2 separate regions of the Homo sapiens genome follow, and region 2 is linked to region 1. Evidence: chromatin loops called from intact Hi-C (ENCODE). Cell type or tissue: psoas muscle. All regions are shown on one strand. Each heading gives the region's core, and the rest is flanking DNA. Links, peaks and the distances in the headings are about the cores only. Region 1 overlaps TXNDC9 (thioredoxin domain containing 9). Region 2 overlaps LIPT1 (lipoyltransferase 1).

Region 1 (8,683 bases), core at 2,175-7,174:
GTAGTGATGACATCTCACTACATTGCCCAGGCTTGTCTTGAACTCTTAGGCTCAAGCAATCCTCCTGCTTTGGCATCCCAAAGTGCTGGGATTATAGGTATGAGCCACTGCACCAGACCTATTTTCCTTTTTATCATTAATTATGGATTAACATTTGGTTAACACAGTGCTCAGTTGTCACCGGAAATGAGAGAAACCATCACACACCTCCCGATATGATGCATCACTTCCATAATATGCCCGTCAAAAATCGATAATCTGAATCTAATCTTGAGGAAATTTAAGACAAACCCAAACTGGGAGATGTTCTCCAAAATAAACAGTTTGTACTCTTCAAAAACATCAGTCTTAAGAACCAAAGAATAACAATGGTAACTAAAGACGTAATAACTAAATGTGCTGCATTTTTGGTATGAAGGACAATTATTGGGACAATGAGAAAACTTGAAATAAGAGCGGTAAATTACACAATAATTCCTGTTTCAATAATTGTACTGTCGCTACGTAAGAAAATGTTCTTGTTCTTAGAAAATATATATGGAAGTCTTTAGGAGTAAAGGGACACTGTATTCACAATTTCCACTCAAATGGTTCCCAAAATACTTCATAGTATCTATAAAGACAATGATAAAACAAATATAAAATGTTTAAAATTGGGTAATATGGGCAAAGGGTCAATGAGGATTCGTTGTACTAGTCTGCAGGGGGTTGTTTCTACTAGTTTTTTGTAGAGACGAGGTCTCATCTCACTATATGTTGCCCAAATTGGTCTCAAACTCCTGGCCTCAACTGATTCTCCCACCTCAGCCTCTCAAAGTCTGTAATCTTCTGAGATTACACAAGTGCCCCACCCGGCTGCAATTTGTTTAAGGCTTAAAATTACTTCAAAATATATAACTTTATTTAATAAATATTAATATTTTATGTTAATATTAAGGAAATGAAACCAATTTCTACAACATAGGAATGATTTCGGCATGTCTAGGAGAGTCAGAGAAAAGACGGGAGGGAAATGGGGGAGAAAGAAAAACGTGAGAGAACCTTCTACTTCCTGAAAGGCACCATGACTCTGGAATGGTAAGTGCACAATTTTACCTGTTACTTTTGCAAATCAAGAAAAGGCAAAAAAGACAAGATGATATGCTCTGATTTGTGGAATTAGATAAATTATTTGTCTGAAGAAGTGGACAAAGAAATGGAAGTTGGATTTTAGATTGTTTTCAAACTAAAACTGTTCTTCATAGCAAGCAATGTAAGCTAGGCATAGAAACCTTTTTCTATTCATCAGCCTCTATAAGTAAAACAGAAATATCCATGTTAAAAATCTAGTATTTTAAAATATAACTTTCTTTGCAAGAGTCTGCTTTTAATTTTTATTTTATCAAAGAGAATCACTTAAGTCAGAATTCATTTGAGCAATCTGGCTTAAATTGGGGAATAGTCAACACTGGATTGCCATTTTAAGTTTCCAGATTAATACAAAATTAGTGTCAATAGTATACGTTAAGCTGAAAACTTTTATAGTCAGGAGTACGGTGAGACTCAGTTTTACCTATTAAATCAGTTTAATCTGTAAATCTGATTTTGCCGTAAAATCACGCTAATATTACACACTTCAAAAAAACATGCTTTTCCTTTGAGAAACTTTCCACATCTCAGCCAAAATGCCTTAATTTCATAAAATAAATGTTACAATACAAAAATCTTTTGTAAAAATATCAACTATATATGAATTAAAATCAATCTCTTCTTTTGTTAAAAGTTACCTGTAATTAAGAATGTCAGAAGAACCGAGCCTCCATTCTAAAGTTTCTGTGGTGAAGTCATCTGTATTTCCTAGGTCAGTAAACCCAACAACATAATCTTGTGTTTTCCCATCTTTTAGCAGTGCTAGTGTGGGAATGACTTTGATATGCAGTCTCTCACAAAGGAAAGGTGCTTTTTCCACATTCAGCTTCAAAAATTTGGTCTCGAGGTGTTTCTTGGACAATATTGCCAGATGTCTGTCTAGTATTTTACACCTGTAAGTGACCACACATAGAAAATTATAAGCTAAAACCACAGATCGCTTTTTTCAAAATAAATATCATCAAGGGAAATCTAATTATGTAGTTTTTCTGTTGACTCTCATAACATGGCAGCCAACTTAAACTTGTGTCAGATGACCTCACTTCCAGATCAGAGGTTAGCTGCCTGATTACGAGATGGGAAAACAGCCTATAAGATTCTAGAAAGTCAGATTTGCATTAATGATATTCTCTTTTAAAATATTAAATATATGCTTTAAGTCATAAAGGAAGTTGTCCTATCTCCTACACAGGAAACTTGAAGAGGAACAAACTGAAACTTGACAAAACTCGGAAGAGACTTACAAGAATCAGAAGTGCACACATGGTGCCATATTTGGAAGTCATGAAGAAAAACTGAACAGCATTACCGAGGAAAAACTTCTTACTCCTAAATATGCAACGCTGTCAGTAAGAAGCACATTAAGGCTAAGGGTTACTAATAATATTTAAATAAATGTGGCCATTATGCTTCTAGGAAATTAAAAAATACCAGTAGTAACTTTTTTATTTTTTATTTTTTTGGAGGTGGCGTATTGCCCTGTCCCCCAGGCTGGAGTGCAGTGGCACAAGCTCGGCTCACTGCAAGCTCCGCCTCCCTGGTTCATGCCATTCTCCTGCCTCAGCCTCCCAAGTAGCTGGGACTACAGGCGCCTGCCACCATGCCCGGCTAATTTTTTGTATTTTTAGTAGAGACGGGGTTTCACTGTGTTAGCCAGGATGGTCTTGATCTCCTGACCTTGTGATCCGCCTGCCTCGGCCTCCCGAAGTGCTAGGATTACAAGCGTGAGCCACTGCACCCAGCCTACCAGTAGTAACTTTTATTAAGCCATCTTCCAATGAAGACGGAAACAGAAGTGAGATTTTCTTGGCCAGGTGCGGTGGCTCACATCTGTAATCTTGGCACTTTGGGAGGCTGAGGCAGGCGGATCACTTGAAGTCAGTAGTTTGAGACCAGCTTAGCCAACACGGTGAAACCCTGTCTCTACTAAAAATACAAAAATTAGCTGGGTGTGGTGGTGCATGCCTGTAGTCCCAGCTACTTGGGAGGCTGAGGCAGGAGAATCACTTGAACCTGGGAGGTGGAGGCTGCAGTGAGCCGAAACTGTGCCGTTGTACTCCAACCTGGGCAACATAGTGAGACTCCATCTCAACAAACAAAAAAAGTGACATCTTCTTTACATTAAAATTTATTTTCTGGCCTGATGCAGTGGCTCACGCCTGTAATCCCAACACTTTGGGAGGCTGAGGCGGGCAGATCACTTGAGGCCAAGAGTTCAAGACCAGCCTGGTCAATATGGTGAAACCCCATCTCTACTAAAAATACAAAAATTAGCTGGGCGTCATGATGGGCACCTGAAATCCCAGCTACACAGGAGGCTGAGGCACGAGAATCACTTGAACCTGGGAGGTGGGGGTTACAGTGAGCTAAGATTACACCACTGCACTCCAGGCTAGGCGACAGAGTAAGACTCTGTCTCAAAAAATTCATTTTCAACTGGCCAATTCACGAGTGTTTCTAAAACAGACTATTGTAACAATCTTTTAGACCGGTGGTTCTTAACCCCAGGTGTTCATTATGATCAACTTTTATTTATTCATCTTTTTTGAGTTGGACTCTCACTCTGTCACCCAGGCTGCAGTGCAGTGGCGCGATCTCGGCTCACTGTAATCTCTGCCTCCTGGGTTCAATCGATTCTCCTTCCTCAGCCTCCCGAGTAGCTGGGATTACAGGCACCTGCCACCACGCCCGGCTAATTTTTGTATTTTTAGTAGCGATGGGGTTTCACCATGTTGACTAGGCTGGTCTTGAACTGCTGACCTCAAGCAATCCACCTGCCTCAGCCTCCCAAAGTGCTGGGATTAGAGGTGTGAGCTACCACACCCAGCCTGCCGTCAACTTTTAAAATATCCAGATGAATCAAAATTCTCTGGCAGTGGAGTTGGGAAACATACAGCTGTTCTTATGCTCAAATAAAGCTTGAGAACTACCTCTAGATGACTCACACACAAAATACTTCATGGTTATTTTTACCAGTAAGCTTTTTGTGCACTTGATGTAGTTTTTCCTGAACTAAGTTTGGCTCTAACATAAGTTATGTGTAACCTTGGTGCCTCATCACTTTTTCCCCGGATATGTTTTTTCATATGTTACTCATGTAGTTCAGTAACGAGATTTCAGTGAAAAATGGTAAGAGAGAACAAATTAATAAATGGTTTTTAAATAAAGCTCAAAACAAATGATAAATCAACCTTTATATGAGAAATATGTTCCTGAAAATTTGTAAATAAATCAACTCCATACTTTAACTGCAGTAAGGAACGTATTTTTTTTTTGAGATGGAGTCTCGCTCTGTCGCCCAGGCTAGAGTGCAGTGGCACGACCTCTGCTCACTGCAACCTCCACCTCCTGGGTTCAAGCAATTCTCCTGGCTCAGCCTCCTAAGAAGCTAGGATTACAGGCACCCGCACCATTGCCTGGCTAATTTTAATTTGTATTTAAAGAGCAAGACAGAGTGTCTTGCTCTGTTGCCAGGCTGGAGTGCAGTGGCACGATCTCAGCTCAATGCAACCTCCGCCTCCCAGGTTCAAGCAATTCCCCTGCCTCAGCCTCCTGCACAACTGGGACTACAGGCACGAGCCACCATGCCCAGCTAACTTTTTGTATTTTAGTAGAGATGGGTTTTCACCATGTTGGCCAGGATGGCCTTGATCTCCTGACCTCATGATCCACCTGCCTCAGCCTCCCAAAGTACTGGGATTACAGGCATGAGCCATGGCGCCCAACCCGTCAATCAATTTTTAAAAATCCAAAACAACAGTCATGGTATAAATAGCTATAGGCCTTTACGTATGTTTAAAAATAACTAAAAGAGCATAATTAGATTGTTTATAACACAAAGGATAAAAGCTTGAGGTGATGGATATTCCATTTACCCTGATGTGATTATTAAACACTGCATGCCTGTGTTAAAATATCTCATGTACCCCATATTTACCTACTACTACCCACAAAAGTTAAAAATTAAAAAAATAGCAATAGGCTTAAAACATGGGTTCCAATCTCTCTCTTTTTTTTATCATTTAGTATCTGAGTGATACTAGGTGAGTCAATTTCTCCAAATCTTGGTTTCCATACATGAAATACAGGAATAATAATAAGTGCCTCTGAAGATTATTGTGAATGTTCTAGGGATAATATACATGAAAGCATCCTGCCTACTATGTGCTAGGAACTTTGCTAATATATAAAGTTCACTGGATGATTTTGATTTTTCAGTTCTGTTTGAAGGTGAGTACTCCTGGTGATGCACTGTTTATACACCATCAAATGTATTTATTGACCACCTACTATGCGTCAGGCAGTTGCTTTAGGGCTATGATCCCAGAGAACAGTAGGTCACAATACAGGCAAATGCGCTGCCTCTACAAAACGAACAATCTAGTTGGGAAAGACATAAAAAAAACAAGTGAGGCCGGGTGCCGTGGCTCATACTTGTAATCCCAACACTTTGGGAGGCCAAGGTGGGTGGTTCACCTGAGGTCAAGAGTTTGAGACCAGCCTGGCCAATCTGGAGAAACCCTGTCTCTACTAAAAAGACAAAAGTTAGCCGGGTGTAGTGGTGGGTGACTGTAGCCCTGGCTACTCGGGAGGCTGAGGCAGGAGAATCACTTGAACCCGGGAGGTGGAGGTTGGAGTGAGCCAAGATCCTGCCATTGCACTCTAGCCTGGGTGACAGTGTAAGACTCTGTCTCAAAAACAAAAAAAAACAACAAAAAAAAAACAAGTGGACAAATAATATTTTACATACTAGTATATTTATATATCACCTCATCATATTTGTCAGAGGTTGGCAACTTGAGGAATGTGTGCCAATGCGAGATGGTTGTGTACCATAAGGGCAGAGGTTTCTCTGATACCTTTCTACCTGCCTAATCCCTTCTCTCACTGTTCCTCACAAGGGATTTCACCATCTCAATATTTTGTTTCATTTTTATTCTCTTAGTCAATGAATACCAGGCAATCAATTCTTGAAAGGTGTTAACTAACAATGAAGCTGTTGGGTTGTGAGATCAAGACAAAGGGGCAAGAAGGCCACAGAAATGAGAAAGAGAGCAGGGCTGAAACCACAGTGAGTGCCAGAGACTCTAGAGCACAGTGCTTGTCTGTCCTGGGTAGGCAGGTGCCAGTCAGCAGATGACTGCCATCATAGTTCCAGCTATGCTATTAGCAAGTTTTCTGATTTTTTAAAGAAAAATTCTAAGTGTGGATATTTTCAAAAGGAGTTATCTCTCGATTTTTAAGTGTTGGCAACTAATCAAATCTGTGCACAAAAAACCACAAAGGCTTGGGTCCTTTGGTTTACGATGTGACCTCTTCTGAGGAGGTATTAACATTTTATAAGAGATCTGCTTCCTTAGAGAAATTTGGAGACCTAGGGTGGTCTAAGAAAAATCACTTCTCCTTCTAGCCAAGACTGGCAGTCCCAACTCTGCTCTGGTGAAAGGTTTGGCCAAGCCACCATCTCCCCACCACAGTTGCTAGTTCCTTCAAGGAGGAACTGAAGGAACACTGACTCTCAACAGCTGTTGCCCGTTCCCAATATCATGGCTACATCACAATACTAGAGGGAAATAATTACTGTCATGGTGATAAGAATTTTAAGTGTACATTTCTAAGATGTTTTTAGTTAGCTAGTGAAAATACAATTCAAAAATATAAGCCATTTATATGGGAATATTGACTTTCAGTAATATTCATTTATACTTTTGCATGTAACTGTTCTTTAAGTTACTCTTTAAAATAACAATTAACTTTTTTTTTCTTTCTTTTTTGAGATGGAGTCTCACTCTATCGCTCGAGCTGAAGTGCAGTGTCGCGATCTCCGCTCACTGCAACCTCTGTCTCCTGGGTTCAAGCAATTCTCCCACCTCAGCCTCCCCAGTAGCTGAGACTACAGGTACCTGCCACCACACCCGGCTAATTTTGTAGTTTTAGTAGAGGCAGGGTTTCGCCATGTTGGCCAGGCTGGTCTTGAACTCCTGACCTCAAGTGATCCACCCCCCACTTGGCCTCCCAAAGTGCTGAGATTGCAGGCTTGAGTCACTGGGCCCCTGCCTGCTTAACTTAATACTAAATAACATATGAGAGAGTACAATGAAACAACTTAGGAAGTTTTTTCTTTTAGTTTTCTTCATTTCTCTAGTAAGCCAGTATATCTCCAGCCAAACAATTCACTGTGTTTTTTTAGAAAAAGTCACAGATGGAAACAAAGTTACCTGAATGTGGAGTCTCTGTAGAAATGGCAAACCACATTTTCACTCTCCTTGACTTCTTGAAAAAAGTCTCTTTCACTAGGGATTTCTCTGTATTCCCCATGTCCTTTAGAAAGCCATTCCTAATTTGGAGAGAGGCAAAACATTACACATGTGAGATATCTCTTTCAGAACCACTTGACATTTTAAGTGTCCAAATCACCATCGTATTTTGTAATGAAGTCAATTAAAAAAAAAAGTTTTTTTTTTGTTTGTTTTTGTTTTTTTTTTTTGAGACGGAGTCTTGCTCTGTCACCAGGCTGGAGGGCAGTGGCGCGATCTTGGCTCACTGCAACCTCCGCCTCCTGGGTTCAAGCAATTCTCCTGCTTCAGCCTCCCGAGTAGCTGGGACTACAGGCGGGCACCAGTATGTCCAGCTACTTTTTGTATTTTTAGCAGAGATGGGTTTTCACCATGTTGGCCAGGATGGTCTCGATCTCTTGACCTTGTGATCCGCCTGCCTCGGCTTCCCAAAGTGCTGGGATTATAGGTGTGAGCCACCGCGCCCGGCCCAAAAGTGTTATTTATTTATTTTTTTTTTGAGAATGGGTCTTGCTAAAGTTGCCCAGGATGGAGTGTGGTGGCATGATCATAGCTCACTGCAGCCTCAAACCTCCTGGGCTCAAGAGATCCTCCTACGTCAGTCTCCCAAGGAATTGGGACCACTGGCGCATGCCACACCACGCCTGGCATTTTTTTTTTTTTTTTTTGGTAGAGACGGGGTTTTTACTATATCGCCCAGGCTGGTGTCAAACTCCTCGGTTCAAGCAATCCTCCCACCTTGTCCTCCAAAAGTGCTGGGGTTATAGGCATGAGCCACTGTGCCTGGCTGAAGTCAAAGAAAAATGAATGTTTTTTAGCAATTTACTTTCCTGTTTCTACTGTCAATGCAAAACTAGTCTACGGACAGTGAACGTCTCCACAGCATGGCCTGGGTTCAAGACAATTACCTGTCTTTGTAGCTTAAAACATCTATTTTCTCAGAACTTTCAAAATAAAAATTTAGACTTGAGAGACTCAGAATGTAAATATCCACTTAACTCTATCCATGTACTCTTAAACTACTAAAACCAGAAGCATTTGATCCAAGTTACTACAAGTCTTTTAAAAATAATGCTCATGAGGCTGGGTGCAGTGGCTGATGCCTGTAATCCCAGCACCTTGGGAGGCTGAGGCGGCTGGATCACCTGAGGTCAGGAGTTCCAGACTAGCCTCGCCAACATGGTGAAACCCCGTCTCTACTTAAAAAAAAAAAAAAAATACAAGAAATTACCTAGCTGTGGTGGTAGGCGCCTGTAATC
Region 2 (5,000 bases), core at 1-5,000, 160 kb before region 1:
CTCAGGAACAGCTTCTAAGATCGGCCGGACTACTGCCTATCACCATTGCACTTTATTATGTAGTACTGATGGGACGTTCTTGTCTTCTTTGCTAAAGAGCCCTTACCAAGGGATCAGGAGCAATGCCACTGCTAGCATACCTTCCTTAGTGAAAAATCTTTTGGAAAAGGATCCCACTCTGACCTGTGAAGTACTAATGAATGCTGTTGCTACAGAGTATGCTGCTTATCATCAAATTGATAATCACATTCACCTAATAAACCCAACGGATGAGACACTGTTTCCTGGAATAAATAGCAAAGCCAAAGAACTGCAAACTTGGGAGTGGATATATGGCAAAACTCCAAAGTTTAGTATAAATACTTCCTTTCATGTGTTATATGAACAGTCACACTTGGAAATTAAAGTATTCATAGACATAAAGAATGGAAGAATTGAAATTTGTAATATTGAAGCACCTGATCATTGGTTGCCATTGGAAATACGTGACAAATTAAATTCAAGTCTTATTGGCAGTAAGTTTTGCCCAACTGAAACTACCATGCTAACAAATATATTACTTAGAACATGTCCACAAGACCACAAACTAAACAGTAAATGGAATATTCTCTGTGAAAAAATTAAGGGAATAATGTGATTCCAAGTAAATGTCTTAATACAGTTTCAATTAGAAAATAAAATGTCTCATACTTGCACATTGTATGTCAAAAAAAAACCTAGTCTCTTTTAGTAACGTCAAAAAAAAAAAACAAAACACAACAACCTAGTCTCTTTCAGTAACTTCTCCCCATCTGAAATTCTTTATCACCTATCCCTATCTGTGTATTTCTTCTGACCTCTAGGATCCTCTTTCTTCTCTTTCTTCCTTCATTTATTTTATTTTATTTATTTCATTTATTTATTTTGAGACAGAGACTCACTCTCACCCAGGCTGGAGTGCAGTGGTGCGATCTTGGCCCACTGCAACCTTTACCTCCTGAGTTCAAGTGATCCTCATGCCTCAGCCTCCCGAGTAGTGGGACTACAGGGTTTTGTCACCATGCCCAGCTAATTTTTTCTATTTTTAATAGAGACAGGGTTTCACTGTGTTGGCCAGGCTGGTCTCAAACTCTTGGCCTCAAGTGATCCGCCGACCTCAGCCTCCCAAAGTGCTGGGATTACAGGTGTGAGCCACCATGCCCTGTCTGTTCATTGATTTTAATACCTGGCATGTATTTATATTTCAGCTGCTGCTGCTTTTACTCTCTTGGGGCTATATATAATATTGGACACTCTGACCTCAGACTTAGTTCTCTGTTTTTCTTATCTCTCGGAGATATAACCCAGATTTCTTGCCACCTCTCCTCATATCTCAAACTCTAAAATTCTCCCTTTTAGTTATATTTTCTTATCTTTCTACTCTCCCACTAAAAATCAAGGCTGTTGCACTTTTCTAAGCTCTTAACCCTTCCCTAATCTCTCCTTGCATCATTTCCCTTCTATCCCAGCCTGAAATTTACTTTATGCTTTACTTTCTTACCAGTATTCTCATTTGCTTCTCTCCTTTGACCTTCTACCATAGCCACTTTTTAATTTTAGTCTAAACAATTGATTTTCTACTCTTTTTGGCAGGTGATGCTGGGGGGAAAGATCATATAATCATTGAAGATTAGCCCAATTTGATATTTATAATTTTCAACTTATGTATCTTTCTGCTGGTGTCAGATTTAATTCATCTCTGGTTGAGTTCCCCTCATTCTTAAGGGGAATGTTTCCACTCTTCTCAAGCTCAGAATTTCACTACTCTTACCTTGTCACAAACCTTGATTCATAATTTGGTGAGAGTTGAGGCCTTCAGAAATGAGTCCCTCCAGCCCCCATGGCCCCCCTCCTCCCCTCTCCACTCCCTTTCTCTTCTTTCAAGACAGGGTCTTACCCTCACCCAGGCTGGAGTGCAGTGGCATGCTCATAGGTCACTACAGCCTTGAACTGGGCTCAAGTGATCCTGTTGCCTCAGGTTCTGGAGTAGCCGGAACTACAGATGCTCAACACCATGCCCAGCTCCCTCTGTTTATGAGTTATTTTCTTTTAATATATCTCAGTAGTTCCAGGCCCCATCCTTTTTTTATTTTTAGGAAGAGCAGGCATGGACACAGGGTTTTGCCTACAATTGATTATCTCAGACTGGGGGTAGGGTGAGTGATTTTATTTTTCAAGGTGTTCTTGGGACAAACATGATTGGCAGTTTAGCAGGTTTAATGGGCAGGTCCTTTTGTTATTTAAAAGCAATATTAAATACCAAGTAAACACAACTTTGAAGAGATTACTCATGAACATTTCACACTTGTTACCACCTATGAAAATTATTTTTTGAGAAAGGTTAAAAATCCTGATATGATGTGCTTTGGTGCAGTAATACCATGTTTCTCCAGAGAGAGGATATCATCAGGCAAAGGGTGTTAAGGGCTTCGAGTTCCAAATTGGAAATTTGACCAAGTAACCCCTGAAACATATGGACTCAAGGTATGTTTTGCAGTGGTTTCCCCAGAACTTTCTGAATGTTTGCATATGGGGATGAGAGAGGAGTCAAAATGGCATACACACACACACACACACACACACACACACACACACACACACATATATATATAGTCTTATTTTTTTGAGACAGAGTCTCATTCTGTCACCTAGGCTGGAATACAGAGGTATGATCTCAGCTCACTGCAACTGCTGCCTAGTGGGTTCAAGTGATCTTCCTGTCTCAGCCTCCCAAGTAGCTGGAACTACAGGCTTGCACCACCACGCCTGGCTAATTTTTGTATTTTGAGTGCAGACAGGTTTCACTATGTTGGCCAGGCTGTTCTTGAACTCCTGACCTCAGGTGATCTGCCTGCCTCAGCCTCCCAGAGTCCTGAGATTACAGGTGTGAGCCACTGCACCTGGCCTTTACTCCTAGATTTCTTATGAGATTGGATGGATGGGAGTATACATGGGGAGTAGGGCAGTGTATATCAAAAGTTAGGTTGGGGTGTATTATATTTGAAATGTTTGTGTGCTTCTGAGATGTCATACAGGCAGTTGAATAACTCCAAGGAGAAGTCTTGGCTTAATTTATAAATTTGAGGGCTGACCGCATATAAATAGTATTTTAAGTCATGAGAATGAATAATTTTAGACTTTTATAATTCATCTAAAGTTTAAATTTTAAACTATTAAATATTCAGCATCTGGGTCCCCTTATATGTTTGCGGACTTCTCCACCTGGTAGGAGGTAGAGCCTACTTCCTTCTATGGAAACAAAAGTTTACTATACTCTTTGCTGGCCTTCCTTGAAGCTCAGACGTGGGCACATGACTTAAGCTGTGCCAATCAGATGCAACTGCTCCATATTTTGAATTAGACACTAGTGATGCAGAACATCTGGAATGATGAGAACCCTTCTCTGGAAGTAGCGACAGGGGCCTGAATTTCTGGGGTAATGAAGGCAGTGAGGCTAGCGTGATAGTTTCCAAGCCAGTGATATCAGTGGTGTAGGCTACTGCATCCAGCCCTTGCATCAGTGTCAGCAGGGGTGTCATCTGATTAGTTCTGGGTAGTGATTCTAGATGTGATTTTTCACTCCAAAACCTCTGTGTCTCAGTCTATAGCTCAACTACCTACTATTCTTATAATAAACCCCTTTTTTGCTTATATCAGGTAGGAGCAGTTTTTGTTGTTTTTTACTAAGAACACTTAACCATGTAATCACTTAGGGAAAGAGTGTGAATTAAAAAAAAAAAAAAGAGGTTACTACCTAGTACCTAGCTTGGGAGAACTTCGGTATTTAAAATGTAAGAAGAATGGAGGAAGAGAGTGTGTTTCATGAAAGTCAAGAGTTTCAAGAAGGGAGTAGCCAACTGGGTCAAATGCTTCTGAAAGGTCACATAGTACGAGAGTTTAAAAGTGCCCATTGAATATGGTAGTACAGAGATCACTGTTGACCTTAGCAAAAACGATTTCAGTGGAGTACCTGGGGCAGTCGCCAGACTGAAGTGAGTTAAAGCAAATAGGTGGTGAGGAAATAAGAAAAAAAAAAAAAAAAACATACAGAGAACACTCTTTGAAGAAATTTTTCATGAAGAATGAAAAAATAGGGTGGCATCTGGCTCGAGATGTGTGTACTAATAGGAATGATGCAGTACAGCAGGAGAGATTGCTCTAAGGCCCAAGTCCTTGTGGAGGCTAAAGGAGGTCAGATCAAGGTCACTGCTAAAAATCTGGCCATCATCCTTATATATTAGGAATACTGACTCTAATTTTATAAATTTGATCTCTCATTTTTTTAACTTAGCTTATGTTTCCTTTTACTCAAGTTTTGTATATTTACATGACCAAGTCTTTTGCTCTTAAGAGTTCTGGGGCTTTCTGTTATACTCAGTTCATTAAGTGGGGTTTTAAATATATATATATATATATATATATATATATATATATATAAATTTTTCATTAATTAGCTCTGTAATACGTTTAGATTTCTTTGTATGGTGTCAACATCATTACAGAAAAATTTCTTTATGCGGAGTAAGACAGAGGCCTTAATGTTATTTTTTCCAACCATTTGTTGAGCTCTTTCTCCACTAACTTAAAATGTCACCTTTATTACATATTAAATACTCATTCATACACAATTTCTCTCTTTCAAATGTGTTTCTGGACTCTTTTATTCTATCCCACTGATTTATTTGCCCATGCCTATGCCCATACATTTTTAAGAAAATTATTGTAGCTATGTCTTTATAGCTGGTCAAGCAAGTCTCCTGGTGTTACTCTCTTTTGTCATTTAATTTATAAATTAAGTTAGAGAGAACTGACATTAAGTCTTCCCATTCAGGAATACAATTTGTCTTTCTAGTTACCCTAATTTTCTTTTATGTCCCTCCATAAAGCTTATAGTTGTTCATATAGTTCTTAACACATTTCTTGATATATTTAAGCTGTACCTGGTAGGCTTCTGGTGCTCTAATTAGATCTGGGGATAGAAC

The links. A loop is a pair of places that touch in the nucleus more often than their neighbours do. Peaks named below come from ENCODE experiments on the same cell type or tissue, not always from the same donor. Only the 100,000 strongest peaks of a DNase experiment are listed, where the experiment ranks them.
Region 2: it touches region 1 in a loop (2.8-fold over the local background); 28 of 110 quality-filtered maps call a loop at or near these places.

What each region holds. Positions count from the first base shown.
Region 1 is chr2:99,320,189-99,328,871 of GRCh38, forward strand. TXNDC9 (thioredoxin domain containing 9) reads right to left here. Exons shown (of 5, transcript NM_005783.4): 3 at 7,347-7,465; 4 at 1,767-2,021. It overlaps LOC107985923 (a long non-coding RNA gene), which reads left to right. Exons shown (of 2, transcript XR_007087152.1): 2 at 938-1,595. Among named protein-coding and RNA genes, the nearest start is that of TXNDC9, 12 kb to the right of the region's middle. In psoas muscle, for the core only: no CTCF peak of the experiment used is centred there; no DNase peak of the experiment used is centred there; H3K27ac peaks cover 1,407 bases.
Region 2 is chr2:99,162,443-99,167,442 of GRCh38, forward strand. It overlaps LIPT1 (lipoyltransferase 1), which reads left to right. Exons shown (of 2, transcript NM_145199.3): 2 at 1-695. The coding sequence ends at 637. It also overlaps a transcript of MITD1 not described here. Among named protein-coding and RNA genes, the nearest start is that of LIPT1, 10 kb to the left of the region's middle. In psoas muscle, for the core only: no CTCF peak of the experiment used is centred there; no DNase peak of the experiment used is centred there.